2 separate regions of the Homo sapiens genome follow, and region 2 is linked to region 1. A link is a loop called in an ENCODE intact Hi-C map of the cell type or tissue named here. Cell type or tissue: dorsolateral prefrontal cortex. All regions are shown on one strand. Each heading gives the region's core, and the rest is flanking DNA. Links, peaks and the distances in the headings are about the cores only.

Region 1 (9,636 bases), core at 1-8,000:
ACAACTTGTCCATCTGTAAAACTGATTAATATTCCTCAGGATGCTGTATAATAATGGCTAAGCTAACCTTGAAGTTCTTGAGAGAAAGTAATTTAAGAACTATGATGTGGTTAATTCAAGTTGTAGACTATTATCTTCATAAGCAATTTGAATATTTTCTTCTTCTCCTGAAAATTAAAACTTCAATTCTAGAGACCTTTTTCTAGAATGACAATAGGAAATGACAAAATACAAAATGAAACAAATTTTATGAACAGTTTGTCCTTTCAACAAGTGAAAGAAAATCAACCAATGAATTAAAACTCTTTAATCCCTAGAGAAATACAGTGATCAGATTCAAAGAATGAAGTTGGATTTAATGTTATATTTTAATTTTTAAGTTTCTCAAAATGAAACTATATATGTGACAAAAACATTAACCTACTAAGACAAAAATCTTTGCTTTTGTTTTTTTAAAAATGTATGATAAGTCTGTCATGCACCTGTAGTCCCAGCTCCTCAGGAGGCTGAGGCAGGAAGATCCCTTGAGCCCAGGAGTTTGAGACATGCCTGGGCAACATGGCGAGACCCAGTCTCTAAAAACGAAAAGAAAATAAAACAAAACTGTAAGTCTGAGGGCTTCAAGCTGTCTAATCACATGCTATCAATGTTAGAATTTGAAGCTCAGAAATCGTGGATGTGTAATGAATTACGGTTCTTTAAAGAAACCAACATTTGCTGATAAAAGTATTTGAAATGGTACCACTGCTTGCCCCAAATTAAACCTTTTCAACTAAAAACCTAGGGTTAAACCAAGAATATAAAGGGCTCTATAACCTATCTGTAGTTATTACTGGGGAATTCAGATTTCATATAAACCTGTCTTTATTTTAAATGTAGTTAGAAAAAAAGCACACACCTCAAACCAAATATCCAATCCACATTTTTTCCTAACACAGAAGGAGGCTTCTCTGAAGGTTTTTCCAGGCTTACCATTTAACAGTGGTCCAGCTAAAAATAAACCCATGAGGGTTTACTAGGCAAATTCAATGGCACACCAAACACCAGTCCATGGGGAGTTGGATTCAGCTTTTTCCCCACTAGCCTCTCGCAGGAATCCCCCCCTACATTCTCCCATCTCCTAATTAGAAAGCTAATTAGGCTTCCAAATGTAAATGCTAAATGGCGAGGGCGATCTGGGCTCAGGCCAGGATTCGTGGAACATCTAACACCCTCCTCTGTCCTCTGTTCGTGCAGTGAGCTGTGGGAAGAGAGCTGGGCAGCATGACTATTTGGGGCCATTTAACTTGCTGGAGGGCAGTGTTTACTCTCATTTGTCTGAGCGGAAAGCTGTGTTGCATGGACTGCAAACTCTGAAAAAATAAAATAAAAAAAACAACAACATGCCTTGGGATTTTAGTACTTTAAGGGAAAAAGTAAGTACATTTTCATAAACTCAATTATTACCATGGTGACAACGAGGGTACAAGAGAAGGTCCTCTGGAGAACAGTTCCTGCTTCTAACTAGACAGCCTCTCAATAGAGCAGGGCGACTTCTTCAGTAACCATGACAACCAGAATTAGAAGTGCTGTTGCAACACTAACAGAAACCATCTTTTGAAGCGGTTCTGTGAATCACATTGAATACTGATGATGCAAGCTAGTGTGATACATACTTTTCAAACATTAAAAAAAATCTTATTACCATAAACAAATATTCACCTTAGATTTCCATTTGAAATCTTGACTTGGAATCACTTTTTTTCATCTGGTTTCGTTTGTTTCCCTTTTGGATTCCCGCGGCCTCAATTGCAAACGCGATTTGTGTAATTTCCAAACTTGTCAGAACTGCACGGGTAAGAGCTTAGAATGTGATTCATTCGCTCTTATTTTGAAACGGGATGAGGAATGGGGTGGGGGAGGGGGGGTAGACAGAGAGCCCTCTTGTCTACTGTACTCAGGAGGACGAAAACAGGGGAGGGAAGGGGAAAAGAGAGGAGAAAGGGAGAAAGGGAGGGAGGGAGGAGGAGAAGAGAAGGGGAGAGGAGGAGGAGGAAAGGAGGGAGGGAGAAGAGGGAAAAGGAGGGAAGGAGGGAAGGAAAAAACAGAAAGGAAAGAAGTGCTATAGCAGAATCTTTGCTGCCCATGTTATCTATTGCCTTGACTTCTCCATCTGCCAAGATGTGTCAAGCACGCAGAAGCTGGCTGGAATCGATATTTTAAAGACCCGGTTGCGATCTTTTCCTGGTCGTATCAAGGAGTCCTGGAGCTTCTAATATTCCTGGAGGGATATCCAGGAAGAGGAAAAGAGGCTCTTCCTTACTTCGTGCGGTCTTCCAAAAGAAGCACCTTTCGCTGGGGAGAGTCGCGGCGTGGGGTGCAATGGAAGGTTTTGTTCTCCTGGGCCACATGCGTTAGATGTCAGTTCTCTCCACCAGCAGCACCGGCCGGCGCGCGTGGGGAGATCACGCCGGTCTTCTGCCCTTGTAACAAACGCTCCAGATTTGGTCTGGTGCCTTAGGGCTCTGGTCCAGCGCACCCGCTGTGCGCAACGCTAGGCGCTAAGCTGCGCTCCTCGGCTCACGTGTGGACGCGCACGCAGACACGAGTGTCCACACCATACAGAGACATGGGTGCACACACGCGCGCACATAGACATGGGCGCCGCACATGACACGGGCACCACACATGACACGGGCACACACGCGCGAGCACGCTCTCGCCCTGGCTCTAATGCCCCCTCCTCTCGCTTGCGGATCGGCCTGGGCAGGTGTGGGGGTACGCCCCAGAAAGCGCCTAACCTTCTTCTGACCCCACTTCGCAGACACCCCGTGGCAGGGCTTCCTTTCTTCCTTGGGTCGCGGGGAGGAGAGGCGCCTCCTCCTCAGCCACCCAGGTCTGCAGCCTAGCAGAGGAAGGGTGGCGGGGTGGGGGTGCTGGCGGCGAGTCCCCCAGCCCCTCGCTTACCTTCGTGGCGAGGCCAGCTCTTGGGCTTCGCTGCACGGCGCCAGGCTAGGCGCGCTGGGTTGTTGCCTCTGGAGCAGGAGCGGTCGGTGTGTGGATGTCCCGAGGTGAGGGCGCCGCTGTCGCGCTTGAGGCTCCCGGAGCTGTCAGGGGCGGCCGACCTGACCGGCAGCGGCCCAGGGCAAACCCCGCCCTCCGGCCTAGGCCGGCTCCGCAGCGGGGACCGAGACGCCCCACAGCGTTTCCTGAAGGACCAATCCGGAGCGAGGGGCTGGCGTGGGGAAGGAGGGACGGGGGGCCTGTAGTGCACCCGGACGCCGGCCTGGACCTTGTAAGCTGGTTTCTATGGCAGCCAGGAGGGAGGGGCGAGAGGGAGGGGACGCGCGGCGCAGGGACACCCAGTGCAGTCGCTCGGGGAGGGGGGTGATTGGGCCTGACGCAAAGAGGACCCCTTCTAGAGTCTGGATGGGAGCAGCTACACGGCCGAAAGCGGGCTGACACAGCTCCCACCGACGTACGCCTCGTGCCGAGCGGTTCCAGCGCTTCAGCAAGGGTTTCCATGTCCTTGGGAAACCGTGACCCAGTAATCCTCCCAACAGAAAGGGGGTTTCCAGCAAACCACCGTGACAGCTCCTCCGGGTGAGTCGGGCAGGGTTTAGGTTCTGCAGAAAGAAGTGCTAATGTCACCCTCTGTCTGGATTCCTGGCATACATCGGTTCCCCTGGTGCCACTTTGTCACTGGCTCCCTAATCTCCTGCTAGGGAGATACTCTCGGCTGTGACCCTCAGATGCCAAAGATTATTTTTCTAGTTTATAAACTAGAAATACCGTCACTGGATTGAACGTAGAGTTGGAAATGGGATTCGCAAAATACTAAATAAAACATACCGGTTATTTACTGAAGTTTAAGCCCTTCCTTTTACAGAGAGAGAAAAAAAAAACTGAGTTCAGAGGGGTCAGTTAACTTAGCAAGGGTCACACAACTGATTAATGGCAGAGCCAGGACTAGACACCCTAAGTCATAGTTCTGCGAGCATTCTTTCTACTTCCTCCTGCTCTCCATCCTGTATTGATTGCCAGAGCAATATTTACAAGAGCAAAACTGTTAAGTAGCAACATAACCCATGTCTACAATTCTTTTATGGTAGAAACTAGGGAACCCCAAAATTCCTTTTTTGCTATTTGCCAGGCATTGTAATAAACTCTTTTACAAAGAGTAACTGATTAAATCCTCATGATAATCTATGGGTTAGGTACTGTTACTGTCATCCTTGTTTTGATAGATGAAGAAACTGAAGCCCAGAGAGGTTACAGGATTTGATCGAGATCACACAACTGTTGAATGCTGGCTCTGGGACTCTAACCCAGTTTGTTTGACTCCAGAGTTGGTGTTCTTCATTACTTTGTCTCTGCTGCCTGTTTGTGTGATGATTAAAGGGGTCAGGAACGGGAAGGGCAAGAAATAAAAACCTTGGACAGCTCCGTGCACTGACGGTTGAGATTGGAAAGAAAATTGAAAGAACCTGAAACAACTGCTTCCTTGGCTTCTGAGAGTGGTCATCTATTTATGTAGAACAAGGGTTCTCTCGAGAAAATTTGTTTTTAAAGAGACATCCCCTCCTCAAAAGACAAGAGGTTTGTTGTTTTTTTTTTTTAAGAGTAATCTTTAAAATAGTACATGCCATCAGTCTATTTTCTTTCTAATGCAATAAAATGCAGGGAGAAACTCTACATATTTTTAAAGATATAAAAGACCCTTGAATTCAAATAAACAGAATAAAATTTCATAGAGAAATTGCCTAGAAACCAAGAGCCTCAAACACCCAATCTGACAGAGGCTCTCTGTGACATAGATCCTCACCATCACACCCCAAAGAGCATGCACAAGGCAGAGGTGATGATAGGTTCTAGTAGCTTAAAAGGTTACTGAACACTTTAGGCTAATACCATCACATTGGGAGTTAAGATTTCAATATATGAATTGGGAGATACAAAAATTTAGTCCATAACAGAACCCTTCCCAACTTTTATCTTTCTTTCAGGAATCTCTATTTTATACTATGTGTGTCAGACCTTCTCATTCTATTTCATGTCTTTTCTCAGATTCTCTAGATTTTTAACATTTTGTGCTACATTCTAGGTAATTTCTTCAGATCTACCTTCTGTTCATGAATTTTCTCTTGCACTAACCTGCACACTGACTTTATGATAATGCAAATATAATTAAATCAAGAGGTTTGAGAGTGCCGATTTCAGTATCTTTCACAGCAGGGGTGAATTGATAGCTTAAAATTGAATCACTTATTTACAACAACTAGTATTATTAAAATCCCTTTTTTCTTAACTTTATAGGAAACTTGTAAGAACTAATATTTCTTGTAAAAAACCTTTTTCTGAGGTTTAGCAATTTTTTCTGCTTTCCTTCTTATTTCCGTTAAATCCAATAAAAATTAAACTGAAAGGCCGGGCACGGTGGCTCACGCCTGTAATCCCAGCACTTTGGGAGGCCGAGGCGGGTGGATCACGAGGTCAGGAGATGGAGACCATCCGGGCTAACACGGTGAAACCCCGTCTCTACTAAAAATACAAAAAAAATTAGCCGGGCGTGGTGGCAGGTGCCTGTAGTCCAGCAACTCGGGAGGCTGAGGCAGGAGAATGGCGTGAACCCGGGAGGCGGAGCTTGCAGTGAGCCGAGATCGCGCCACTGCACTCCAGCCTGGGAGGCAGAGCGAGACTCTGTCTCCAAAAAAAAAAAAAAAAAAAAAAAAAAAAAAAAATTAAACTGAAAGAATTAAAACTAGCAATGGTGACCCTGTTTTTATTTTTCTTTATTTTATTTATTTATATATATATATTTTTTGACGTAGAGTCTCACTCTGTCGCCCTGGCTGGAGTGCAGTGGCGTGATCTCGGCTTACTGTAACCTCTGCCTCCCAGGTTCAAGATATTCTCCTATCTCAGCCTCCCGAATAGCTAGGACTACAGGTGCATGCCACCACGCCCAGCTACTTTGTTCGTTTGTTTTTGTTTTTGTTTTGTTTTGTTTTTGAGACGGAGTCTTGCTCAGTTGCCCAGGCTGGAGTGCAGTGGCGCGATCTCGGCTCCCTGCAAGCTCCGCCTCCCGGGTTCACGCCATTCTCCTGCCTCAGCCTCCTGAGTAGCTGGAACTACAGGTGCCCGCCACCACGCCTGGCTAATTTTTTGTATTTTTAGTAGAGACGGGGTTTCACCGTGGTCTTGATCTCCTGACCTCGAGATCCGCCCACCTCGGCCTCCCAAAGTGCTGGGATTACAGGTGTAAACCACCAAACCCGGCCTAATTTTTGTATTTTCAGTGGAGACGGGGTTTCACCGTGTTAGCCAGGATGGTCTCCATCTCCTGACCTCGTGATCCACCTGCCTCAGCCTCCCAAAGTGCTGGGATTACAGGCGTGAGCCGCCGCGCCCAGCCCTTTTTTTTTTTTAAATACTTTAAGTGCTAGGGTACATGTGCATAACATGCAGGTTTGTTACATATGTATACATGTGCCATGTTGGTGTGCTGCACCCATTAACTCGTCATTTACATTAGGTATATCTCCTGATGCTATCCCTCCCCCCTCCCCCCACCCCACTACAGGCCCGGGTGTGTGATGTTCCCCACCCTGTGTCCAGGTGTTCTCATTCTTCAATTCCCACCTATGAGTGAGAACATTCAGTGTTTGGTTTTCTGTCCTTGCCATAGTTTGCTCAGAATGATGGTTTCCAGCTTCATCCATGTCCCTACAAAGGACATGAACTAATTCTTTTTTATAGCTGCATAGTATTCCATGGTGTATATAAGCTAGCTTTAAAATTATTGGTGGAATAAAAATAAAAATGCCTTCGGAACTGTCAGCATACATTTTGTCTGAATTTTATGTTTGTCTTTGCTAGATATTTTGAGATGTCAGTGTTTGGCATAGAAGGTTATAAAACTGTAATCCCAGCCAAAACAAAATAATCTTGGTTTGTGTGCTTTCTTTTGACGAATGAGAGTAATTTATAAAAGGAAAATATCTTGAGCCCCCCAAAAATTACTAGGCTGAAGAGAAGATTTGGGCTGGGAGCTGCTTGGGGAAGGCCTGCCTCATATTCTGTTCAGTCTCACCGAGATAAATGCATATCTAATTGCCTTCTTTGGAAAGGCTAATCAGAAACTCAAAAGAATGCAACCATTCCTTTCACACCTACCTGTGACCTGGAAGCCCCAAGCTGCATCCCTGGCCTTTCTGACCTAACCAATGTTCATTTTACATGTTAATTGATGTCTCCTGGCTCCCTTGTTAAAAGTGAAAGAATTGGCCAGGCACGGTGGTGGTTTACACCTGTAATCCCAGCACTTTGGGAGACCGAAGCGGGCAGATCACGAGGTCAAGAGATTGGGACCATCCTGGCCAACATGGTGAAATCCCGTCTCCACTAAAAATACAAAAATTAGCTGGGCATGGTGGCATGTGCCTGTAGTCCCAGCTACTCGCGGGCAGATCACGAGGTCAAGAGATTGGGACCATCCTGGCCAACATGGTGAAATCCCGTCTCCACTAAAAATACAAAAATTAGCTGGGCATGGTGGCGTGTGCCTGTAGTCCCAGCTACTCGGGAGGCTGAGACAGGAAAATAGCTTGAACCTGGGAGGCGGAGGTTGCAGTGAGCCGAGATCGCACCACTGCACTCCAGCCTGGTGACAGAGTGAGACTCCGTCTCAAAAAAACAAACAAACACACAAACAAAAAGTGAAAGAATTGAGTATAGTGAATGGAATAAATATTTTAGGTAAACTTTTTGTGTAAATTAAAATTTTAGAGTTATTTCTGACGCTCATTTAATATCTGGGTCATTTCCAATTATGAAAGGGTTGTGGCCGGGCGCGGTGGCTCATGCCTGTAATCCCAGCACTATGGGAGGCCAAGGCGGGCGGATCACGAGGTCAGGAGATCAAGATCATCCTCACTAACATAGTGAAACCCCGTCTCTACTAAAAATACAAAAAAAAAAAAAAAAATAGCCGGACGTGGTGGCGGGCGCCTGTAGTCCCAGCTACTCCGGAGGCTGAGGCAGGAGAATGGCATGAACCTTGCAGGTGGAGCTTGCAGTGAGCCGAGATTGCCCACTGCACTCCAGCCTGGGCGACAGAGCGAGACTCTATCTCAGAAAAAAAAAAAAAAAAAAAAAGAAAGGGTTGTGATATGGGGAAATGTGTTTCTAAAATTGTGGAATTGTTCTTATGTATAAATGCCCGTATCTGATAGTTGAGGATTTCTTGCTTTTTAGGGTCTCACAAAAGTTTTAAGTTACCAAGGATAAGAATTCTCCTTAACATATAATTCTGTTTACAAAATGTGCCAGAAAGGGTTATGTTATTAGTGAGAAAAAGAATAATTTTGTCTAATTCAGAAGTTATCCAAAAATTAGTTCAGGCCGGGCGGGGTGGCTCATGCCTGTAATCCCAGCACTTTGGGAGGCCGAGGCGGGCGGATCGCGAGATCAGGAGATGGAGACCATCCTGGCTAACACGGTGAAACCCCGTCTCTACAAAAAAAATTTAAAAAAAGTAGCCAGGCCTGGTGGTGGGCGCCTGTAGTCCCTGCTAGTCGGGAGGCTGAGGCAGGAGAATGGCGTGAACCCGGCAGGCGGAGCTTGCAGTGAGCCGAAATCGCGCCACCGCTCTCCAGCCTGGGCAACAGATCCAGACTCCGTCTCAAAAACAAAAAACAAAAAACAAAAAGTTAGTTCAAATTACAGATGTGGAAAGGTTATTTATGGAACGATGTAGTAAGGAATCATTAAGTAGGGGAGAAAACTATGGGAAAAGTTTGTATAATAAAATATTCTTTAAAACCTAATAGAGAATTGGAGACATTTGGCTAATTAACATTTTCACAGTTAAAGCTCTTAGTCTTAATAAAAGTAAAGTAAGAAGTATTGTAGAGAAATGCATCAGCAGTTTGGCAACTTTTTAAAAAAATATAGATAAGGATCTAATTTGGTTCTATGGATAGTTATTTTGTTTCCTATGCATTTCTAGCAAGCCACCATTTGTTCCATTTATCTGGAATTCCTAAGCTACCTTTGTCGGGCCCACAGCAATTAATGGAGCACGCTAGCCTTTTAACTTTTTTTTTTTTTTTTTTGGTGGGGGGTGGGGATGGAGTTTCGCTCTTGCCCAGGCTGGAGTGTCATGGCGCCATCTCGGCTCACTGCAACCTCCGCCTCGCAGGTTCAAGCGATTCTCCTGCCTCAGCCTCCCGACTAGCTGAGATTACAGACATACGTCACCATGACCAGCTAATTTTGTATTTTTAGTAGAGACGGGGTTTCTCCATGTTGATCGGGCTGGTCTGGAACTCCCGACCTCAGGTGATCCGCCCTCCTTGGCCTCCCAAAGTGCTGGGATTACAAGTGTGAGCCACCACACCCGGCCTTAGCCTTTTAACCTTAAACTAACTTTTTGGATTTTAGGCTTCTTGATACTTTAAGTGTGTTGAGTATACTCAATATGTATGGGATTTCTAAAATTCTAATGTCTAAGTATATGCTATCAATTATAATTATGGTTATTATGTTGTTATTGTAAACCACAGAAATAACCAAATTTCCTTGCATAAAGCTACTAACCCAAGTAGAACAAAAAAATTAATTAAATACCAAGGAAATACTTTGTCAGATTTTCAT
Region 2 (9,636 bases), core at 513-8,512, 200 kb before region 1:
TAGCATAGCAGAAGAAAGAATAACTTCTCACCTCCTCAAAAGATAAAAGGGTCACACCTTGTGACAGTTTCTACACGTCTTGTGAGAGACCCTGAGCTAAATCCAGAGGTGTTTTTAAAAATACATCTGGAGGTTATTTGGCCCTTGGCCTTGGATATATATAGCTATTATTACAAAAACTGAAGAGTGGGCTTAATCCTTGTAGAGATTTATCTCAATCCAAAAGTAAAGATTAAGATACACTATGTCTTTAAAGAACCTCATCTTAAGAATGGAGGAAAGGAGGCCGGGCGCGGTGGCTCACGCCTGTAATCCCAGCACTTTGGGAGGCTGAGGTGGGTGGATCATTTGAGGTCAGAAGTTCAAGACCAACCTGGCCAACATGGTGAAACCTCACCTCTACTAAAAATACAAAAATTAGCTGGGCATGGTGGCTGGCACCTGTGGTCCCAGCTACTTGGGAGGCTGAGGCAGGAGAATCGCTTGAACCCAGGAGGTGGAGGTTGCAGTGAGCCGAGATTGTGCCACTGCCCTCCAGCCTGGGCAACAGAGTGATACTCTGCCTCAGAAAAAAAGAAAAGAAAAAAAAAAACGGAAGAAAGGGATGGGTGTGGTGGTAGCTCATGCCTGTAATCCCAACATTTGGGGAGGCCAAGGTGGGCGGATCCCTTGAGTCCAGGACTTGGAGACCAGCCTGGGCAACATGGCAGGACCCCCATCTTTTGAAAAGACTTTTTAAGTAAAAAATACATACATTTTAAAAAGTATGGAATAAAGGGGGAAGTGGTTTCTTTGCCCTTTGTAAATGGAGAAAAAAATTTCATTTACCACTATAGTTCTGAGACAATAGGTATTCTCATGCAAAAACTTTTTTTCTGACTCACAATCTATAAAAAATAAATTACAGGGGTAAAAAAGCTTTGCTTTTTAAAACAAAATTATTATTATGTTATTTTTATGATATCTGACTATGGGAGGATTTGCTAAATAAGACATAAATGGCAAACTGTAAGGAAATACTTCAAAGTTAAAAGATACACTTACCAAGGGGGAGAAAATATTTTCTAATTACTGAGAAGAGATAAGTATCCCAAATATTTTATGAGTTCTTATAAATAATTTTTTAAAAATCAAGGTAAAAAAATAGCTGGCAAAAATAAGATTTGGCAATTCAAAGAGAAAATGTGAATGATTAATAACTTACCAGTAGGGGAACACAAATGAAGCCACATTAAGGTACAATTTCAACCCCATCAGATTGGCAACATTTTAAAACGACATTATGAAAAGTTGTTGAGGATGTGCAGAAATGGAACTCTCATCAACTGCAGGTATGAGTGTAAATTGGTATAATCACTTTGTAGAGCAATTTGCTGGTATGAAATATAGTTAAAGATGCATATATCCTACAACCTAGCAATTCCATGTGTAAATCTGTTTTTCAAGAACGGTGGTTCTCCAAATGTGTTCCAGGACTAGCAGTATCAACATCACCAGGGAAGTTATTAGATATGCAAATATTGGCCCAGCATGGTGGCTCACACCTGTAATCTCAGCACTTTGGAAGGGCGAGGCAGGCAGATCACTTGAGGTCAGGAGTTCAAGACCAGCCTGGTCAACATGGTGAAACCCCGTCTCTACTAAAAATACAAAAATTAAACAGGCGTGTTGGCACACACCTTTAATTCCAGCTACATGGGCAGCTGAGGCAGGAGAATCTCTTGAACCCCGGAGACGGAGGTTGCAATGAGCCGAGATCGCGCCACTGCACTCCAGCCTTGGTGACAGAGTAAGATTCCATCTGAAAAATAAATAAATAAATAAATAAATAATAAGATATGCAAATGTTCAAGCCTCCCCTCAGATTTACTGAATCAGAAACCTGAGGTAAGAGAGGTATTTGATTTTGATACACATTAAAGTTTGAGAACCACTGCTGTAGAGAAATTCTCACACAAGCCCCAAGGAGACATCTAGAAAAGCAAATAAAGTATAACCAAAAGGCCTAAAAAGTGCCAGAATGTATGTATTCAAATTCCAGCCCCACTATTTATTTCTTGGCCCTTTGATCTCGGGGAAGTTATGTAGTTTTTCTGCATATTATTACCCATTTATAAAATGGTGATTAATATACTTTCTTCTGCATATAGTTGCTGTGTAGATTATTTAAATTAATTCACACATGGCAGTTACACTAGTGCCTGGCACACAGTAAGAACTCAAACAATGTCTGTTATCATTAGGATGTTTGTTGTAGCCTTGCTTGTAACAGTAAAGTACTGGAAACAGTTACTTAAAAATAAGACTGAAGGCAAATATGGAAAAGACTTAACATTAATAACATTTGGGTGATGAGTATATAGGTGTTTTTATTATTCTTGGTAGTTCCTCTGTGTTGAAATGTTTCACAAGGAAAGGGGAATAGTAGTTAAGTCATCATTTATTTATTCACATCTACATTTCCACAGAAGTATTAGTTTAGGTGAATTGTCATGTCTTGATTTTTAAAGTTTCCATAGAAAGAGGTTACTGAACTCGTGTTATTGGTATAAAATATAAAGCTGTCTGGCCTCAAAATACTTTTCATGTCATCCTCCTACAACTTACATTCATAAATTCTATATTCCAACCAAATTTGCATGAATCTGCCTTTTTCCACATTTGTATCTTTACACCCACTGTCTCCTCTATATTTACTGCCCTATTCATATTCTATCCATTTTTCACATTTTCAGCTCAAATGCCACCACCTTGATAAAGATGGACCCAAGTCTCTATAATTTATCGCTTCTGCCTTTCAGTGTTCCAGATACCATTCTGTTTATCACATAGCCCTTGCCACATTTTCTCTTATGTTAGAAATGTTTTCCCCCTACTTTCTTTCACACACACTCTACAGAAGCACACCATTATTTTTAATGGAGCAAAAGTTGATACAATCTCAAAAATGCCAGAGCAAACTGATTCAAATATGATTTAAATACTGATTTCAATTCACTGCATAGACACATCAGATGCTACCCATGGAACTCCTATACTCTGGGCTTCACTGGTTGGTGAGTAGAAATTGTGATGTTCTGGGTCCCCACTTTCTTGCCTGGCAGTAATTACAAAGTTGCTGCAGGATTTCTCAATCCAAATATTCTTGACAATTCTCAAATAGTGGGTCCTGGAGAAGGGTACTTTCCCTCTAAGAGTCTGGGGGAAGTTGACCTGATAGTGTAGGAGGGATGATCCCTTGCATAATCAGAACCCTTACTCCCAGTTTTGTGGTTCCTCTGTTGGGCAGCTGCTCTGGATCCATTTGAAACCCACTGGTGGTTGCCCACTTCTCCAGAGAGCTGACCTCAGTGCCTGCTTCTCAGGCCAGCTGGGAAACGCATCTGCTGATCTCACAAATCACTTTTCAGAGAAATTCCCAGATGGATCTGTTGGGCTTTGCCCTTCCCAAAGCAAAGGGAGCACCTCTAGGAGGGGTTAGGGAGGCAGTTGGGGGTGGATCAGGCAAAGTCTTGCATTATACCTCAGATCCTTGCTCATTCATACCTCTGGACTCCGCTGCTTTATTAAGCCCACTCTGCAAGACTTCTCTTATTTTCAGTAATAGTCACATATTTCTCTTCAGGGGAACCCCTTCTCCATCATACAGGTTTGTGTTTGTGTGAACTCCAATTCTGGAACATAAGCTGGTTATTTTCCATTATATACCTGACCAAGGTGGTCTTTGCAAACAGGTTTTGGCCTCCCCGACCTCTTATCAGCTTGCCTCCCCAACAACCTCTCCAACAACCATTGTTCAGTATCATCTGAACAAAACTATGTAAATGCTGAAGAAATGTCACATAATCATCTTTTTCAGCCTAATTGACACACCAAAATCTCTCCTATATAGAAATTCTGGAGTCATAATTGAAATAAAGGGAAGTAGCTGATGGCTTTTTAAAAATGGAACTATTCTGACAGGAGGCTGCAGGAGGGAACCTCTAGGGGGCGATGTTATCTAACAGAATTTTACAGTTGCCCTATTCGGAACTACCCAGTTTACATTCTCCATTGCCTAACTTCCCATGTTCTCTCCAAAGTTGTTTCCTGGCCTCTTATATTTTCTGCTTCCTCTGGAGGGCACTAGTTGCACCTACTAACATGTAATAAATGCTGGCCTGCTTCTTGCCTTTTTATAGTTAATGTGACTTAGATCAAGTGATCTCCAGCTGAGCCCATCCTACGTTTATATTAATATTTGAGAAATGCAATCCAGTTTACTAAGTATATATAGGCCCCCGGTACTCTTCTGGCTTAAGACTGTTTGAATTGATATCAGCACTCAGATAACTCAAATTCCTAAACACACAGATTTTCTTGTGATTCTTAATTGCTACCATGCTTCTGAAAGTATGTTTCCTATTAGAGTTGCTTGGGCCACAGCTAATCTTTGAGGCTAGTAACGCTTCATCTTTCTACCTTCAGGGTCTAGCGTAGTGATTCACGTATAGTGAGATGGGTGGATGAATGGGTGGATACGTGATAAATCCAATACCTTGTTCAGGATATTAAGAGTTTGACTTAGGCAGCACAGCATAGCTAAAGAAAGAAACAGTTTTAGGAAATAAATGCATTAATAAATGTAGGAACAACCAGTATTCACAAACCATAAAATTCTCCATTTTAAAGTATAAAATTCAGTGGTCTTCAATATATTCACAGAATTGTGTGATCACCAATATCTAATTCCAGCACATTTTCATCACTCCAAAAAGAGATCTTGTACCTGTTCACAGTCACTCCGTGTCCCCTCCTTTCACTCGTCCCTCTCCATCCCTTAGCCCCCCAGCCCCTGGCAACCACTAATCTACTTTCTGTCTTTATGGATTTGCCCATTCTGGATCTTTCATATAAAGGGAATCATACAGTATGGCCTTTCGAATCTGGCTTCTTTCATGTATAATCCCATAACCCTTTGAACATAACTCTTTAACACTTATTTTGCTGTGTTGGGATTATTATGGCCTGCCTCCCACTGGACTATTAAGCATCACAAGGACAGATTATGCCTTATTTCAACTTTGAATGCAGAGCTCAGGGCCTGTCACAGAATGGGCAATCAATAAATGTTTGCTGAACGAATGATGCTTTTCCAGTTCCAAAATGCATGAAACACCGTGTTGACCTCACTCCTTTCATCTTTGATCAGTCTGCAGTACCACCAGAATCCTTGTCTGTAACTCTTTTCATCTCTTTCACTTGTTTTGTGTCTTTGCCTAAATTTACATTTTCTCTTTCACAAATATAGCTTAAATTCCAGAAAGTGGGAACATGTCCTGCCCCAAGTCTGTATTCACAAAGCCATGTTTGCCCCTTGTTTGTGTGGATTAACATTGTTTCTCTGAAATCTTTAAAATGAGAACCATGCCAGTGTTCTATAAACCGTAAAATTTAACATTTTCTTTCTTTTCTTCTTTTAGCCATACTTCCCATTGCCTCCAGCTGTTGCACGGAGGTTTCACATCATATTTCCAGAAGGCTCCTGGAAAGAGTGAATATGTGTCGCATCCAGAGAGCTGATGGGGATTGTGACTTGGCTGCTGTCATGTGAGTGCTCATCAGCCGGGAGGTCTAAACCTGCACAGTGATTATTTCCCTGCCCAACGAATAATAGGTTGGAAAGGCTTTGCTTGATTACAACATACAAACAATCATCCAAACAAGGGAGGGAAGAGTAAATATTCTGTCCATTAGGCCCCAGGCTCCCTGGAGTAAATTCATAGTCTCTCTGTCCAAAGATGTCCTGAGCCCCATACCAGCACACCATCTACTTCCACCCTGTAGTGCTGTGGTTAGGACTAAATTCCCCCAGTCACCAAAAAGTGTTCATGACTTTCCCAAGCAAAACAAAACCCCAAACAAAAGATAACTCTGTTATATTTCATGGCTTTTAACCTTTTTTAGTATATGGGTTGCTGTCATTTCTACTTTATGAATTCATCAGGAGCATATTATAAAGTTCAAAAAGTTAGGCTGGGTGTGGTGGTTTATGCCTGTAATCCCAGCACTTTGGGAGGCCAAGGCAGGGGTATCGCTTGAGCCCAGGTGTTCAAGACCAGCCTGGGCAACATGGTGAGACCCCATCTCTACAAAAAACTTTAAAACTAGCCAGGCATGGTGGCATGCACCTGTAGTCCCAGCTACTTGGGAGGCTGTGATGGGAGGATCGTTGAGCCCAGTTCGAGGCTGCAGTGAGCCGTGCTCATGCCAGTGCACTCCAACCTGGGTGACAGAGTTAAATCCCGTCTCAAAAAACCACCACCACCACAACAACAAAAAGGCAAAGAAAAACAAAAGAAAAGGTTCAAAAAGAAGCGTGGAAATATCTATACCTGTCACAGTGCTATATGCAATCCAATCAGAAATGCCAATCCAATCTCTGCTTTTGATTCTGTGGTGTTGGTTCACAGTGAAGCCTCCCACCCCTGCCCCTGGCTCAGTTATTAAAAGCTTTGTTTGTATATGTACTTAACATTTCTATGGAGGCTCTAACATCTGAACTGCATTGGTATTTAGTAAATCTGGATTCTGACAACAATGCTGTGAGGAAAGCATAAATGATCTCCCAATCATACACAGGAGAAAGCTGTGACTCAGGTTACACGGTTCACTTGTGTACAGCTCGTGAATTGCAGAAACAGGATGTGAACCCAGGTCTCTTAGTTCAGAACACTTGTACACCTCCAATGTCATTCTAAAGCAGTGGTGGGACTAACCATAAAATACCCTCTCCAAACTCTACTGCATCCGAGTATCAGGCATCTCCCTGGCATGCTGGTTTTAACACCATTTGTGGCTCCAGGTGATGCTAGTGAGTCATTTGGTGCTCCTTTCTTTGGGCTATAAATAAACCCATTGCTTATGCCTGAGCTCCTGAGTCACTCAGAAACCTTATTCTTTCAGTGAATTCAACAAATATTTATGAATTAACAATTATGCACCAAGCACTGTTCTATATGCTGGGGATGCAGTGGTGACAAAATGGGTTCTGTCTGCCTAGAGTCTCAAGGGGACTCTTTATCCAGCTGGGTTCTGCAGATCATCTTAATGATTTGAGATGATCTCTGGAATTTGAAATATATTTTCCCCCCTTTCAGAGGGATTTATCCATTATTCAATTTTGAGGAAAAACTGCTCCAAGATAAGCGTTCTTAAAAGTTCAGAGGAAGAGTTTGTAAGATGTCTGTTGATAGACTTTCATCAGGTTAGGGGCTGTGAACTTCCTGAAATTTTTGTGTATGAACCTGTGAGCATTTTTAGAGGGTCCATAGGTTTTATAAGATTCTCAAAGTTTCTGAGATCAAATAAAGTTTAAAGGTCACACTCAGGGTCAGATGTAGGGGAGGAAACAATTCTTGATTCAAACTTGTATTAAGCATGAGTGTCTTTGTGGGAGAAGGGAGAAGCCTGAGAATTTTCTCAGCATCTCCTCAGTTCAAGCCACCACGTGGCTCCATTGGCTCAGGTGGTTTAGTCATTGGGAACCAGCATCATCTGTGGCACTCCAGGGGCTACATACCAATGAGGATTCTGAGGGGTGCTCCAAGTTCCCAACTTCTTTGAAAAATTCCTTGGTACATGTCTGGCCAAGATTCTACCAGTCTTTTATTTAATCTTAAAGAATATTGTTGGTAATAGTTGGAAAGTAAAAAATTCATAGACAATGCGTGGATAGACAATGCTCTAGGTAGTTAGAAACAGCTGGATATTTGTGTCAAGTGGACACAGCTGCACTAAATCTGTCTGAACCTGCTCCAGTTGCTCTGAGAAACTCCAAATTTTCAACTCCTCTCAATTCCTTCCACCTTATTGGCACATATCACCTCAGACTTGAAGCTTGAAGCTTGTAAGGGCTCCAATAGGACTCCCAGAAAGGCTTGGAGAAAAAAAACAGAGGAAGTTTCTGTGGGTGTATAAGAGATTCTGGAGGTTATCCAGGGAAGGTATTGGTAACAGGATTTTCAGGGATGTTTCTTTGGGATAAGCAGGTGTCAGAGATCTGAAAGGCATAGGAACAGAAATGATGTTTTGCTGTGATAAGGGAAAATATAATCAGAAACATAAGTCTTCATTTTAAAAAGGACTCAATTTTAATTAAAGAGGAACTAGGAAGCCAATCAGTTGGATCTAAAAATATTTACTTTATTCAAGCACAATTTGTAAATTGACCTCTCTGTGCTAAGAAAGCTGAAAAATACAGAGTTGTTATGACCTAATCTCAAATAAAATTAAATTTAATTCTGTAGTATTTTTTTAACCATAAATTACAGATCCTGTCTGTTGTGTTTCCTGATGTTCAACAAGAATAGATAAAGATTCTCTTGTTTTCAGATTAGTTTAGTATGGAGCATGTCTTTACTTATCTAAAATGTAGTCCCTTATCCCTGACTGGGTATAAAGACTTTAAGATTTGAGAAAGTGTTTAAGATGCAGAAAGCATTGCTAACACTGGAAATGTAATTCCCAAGTAGCATGTATTACTAATAACAATTAATTAATATAAGTCAACGTACGGTAAACTTACTAGGCTTCTTTCTTTTCTGCCTAGAAATAGGTCCTATGTTTTATACCTTATAAATGGTCATTGTAGTTTTTGATGCCTGAGACAGCAGTTTTCTTGTTCAAACTCCTCTACAGTGACTTCATTAATGAGCTTCTGAATGTTTCTGAACATAAATACAATAACAGGTTGTTTATCATGGCCGGGCGCGGTGGCTCACGCCTGTAATCCCAGCACTTTGGGAGGCCGAGGCAGGCGGATCACGAGGTCAGAAGATCGAGACCATCCTGGCTAACACGGTGAAACCTTGTCTCTACTAAAAATACAAAAAAATTAGCCGGGCATGGTGGCAGGCACCTGTAGTCCCAGCTACTCGGGAGGCTGAGGCAGGAGAATGGCGTGAACCCGGGAGGCGGAGCCTGCAGTGAGCCAAGGTCGCGCCACTGCACTCCAGCCTGGGTGACTCCGTCTCAAAAAAAAAAAAAAAAGTTGTTTATGTTGGGCAGAGGCCTGAGGATTCTTGAATCAAACAGACATTTTTTGTTGTGAGAAAATTTGAGGTTTTTAAATAGAATTATCTGGAAGGCTTGAGTAGTTTTTCAGATGTGGTTGTGAGGCGTTGTTGTGTTTAGAGGAATGGGTAAAGAAATAAAGTTTAAGGGATATTAAAGGTATAATCTCTATGGCAGGGCCACCCCTTTACGTCCATCAGACTATCTCCAGCTATCCTCCTGAGGGTTAAGAAAAAAAAAAAGGGGGATTGGCCTCAGGATTTCTTACAGTCAAAACTCTCCACCTACAAACTCACCGTTGGGAAGGTGGGGATTGGTGCCCATCAGAATACTATGGAATTGCGAGTAGGGGAAGGAATGTGGAATAGGCCAGCCCCGTTTCCAACATTACTTCATCTCTTTCTATCCTGGTGGAAAATACATGGGATCCAAGTAGAGATTTAAGAAGTTTTTAAACTTTAGGATTCTAAAACATCATGGGATCTCAGATTTGGGAGCTGTATTCTGGTAGCTGATTTTTTTCCCCAGTTGAATTACATTGAGAGGTTGCCTCACCAGCAAGTCTTTGAAAAAGCCCACATG

What was found. Peaks named below come from ENCODE experiments on the same cell type or tissue, not always from the same donor. Only the 100,000 strongest peaks of a DNase experiment are listed, where the experiment ranks them.
Region 2: it touches region 1 in a loop (4-fold over the local background); 3 of 110 quality-filtered maps call a loop at or near these places.

Annotation. Positions count from the first base shown.
Region 1 is chr5:43,185,722-43,195,357 of GRCh38, reverse strand. NIM1K (NIM1 serine/threonine protein kinase) reads right to left here and starts at 3,133. Exons shown (of 4, transcript NM_153361.4): 1 at 2,947-3,133. RefSeq lists an enhancer at 2,108-2,817 and a silencer at 3,153-3,292. In dorsolateral prefrontal cortex, for the core only: no CTCF peak of the experiment used is centred there; DNase peaks (open chromatin) are centred at 1,208, 1,851, 2,537 and 3,237; H3K4me3 peaks cover 4,630 bases; H3K27ac peaks cover 4,898 bases.
Region 2 is chr5:43,384,303-43,393,938 of GRCh38, reverse strand. It overlaps CCL28 (C-C motif chemokine ligand 28), which reads left to right. Exons shown (of 3, transcript NM_148672.3): 2 at 5,463-5,589. Among named protein-coding and RNA genes, the nearest start is that of CCL28, 23 kb to the left of the region's middle. RefSeq lists an enhancer at 6,891-6,960. In dorsolateral prefrontal cortex, for the core only: CTCF peaks have their summits at 3,843 and 4,044; a DNase peak (open chromatin) is centred at 4,008.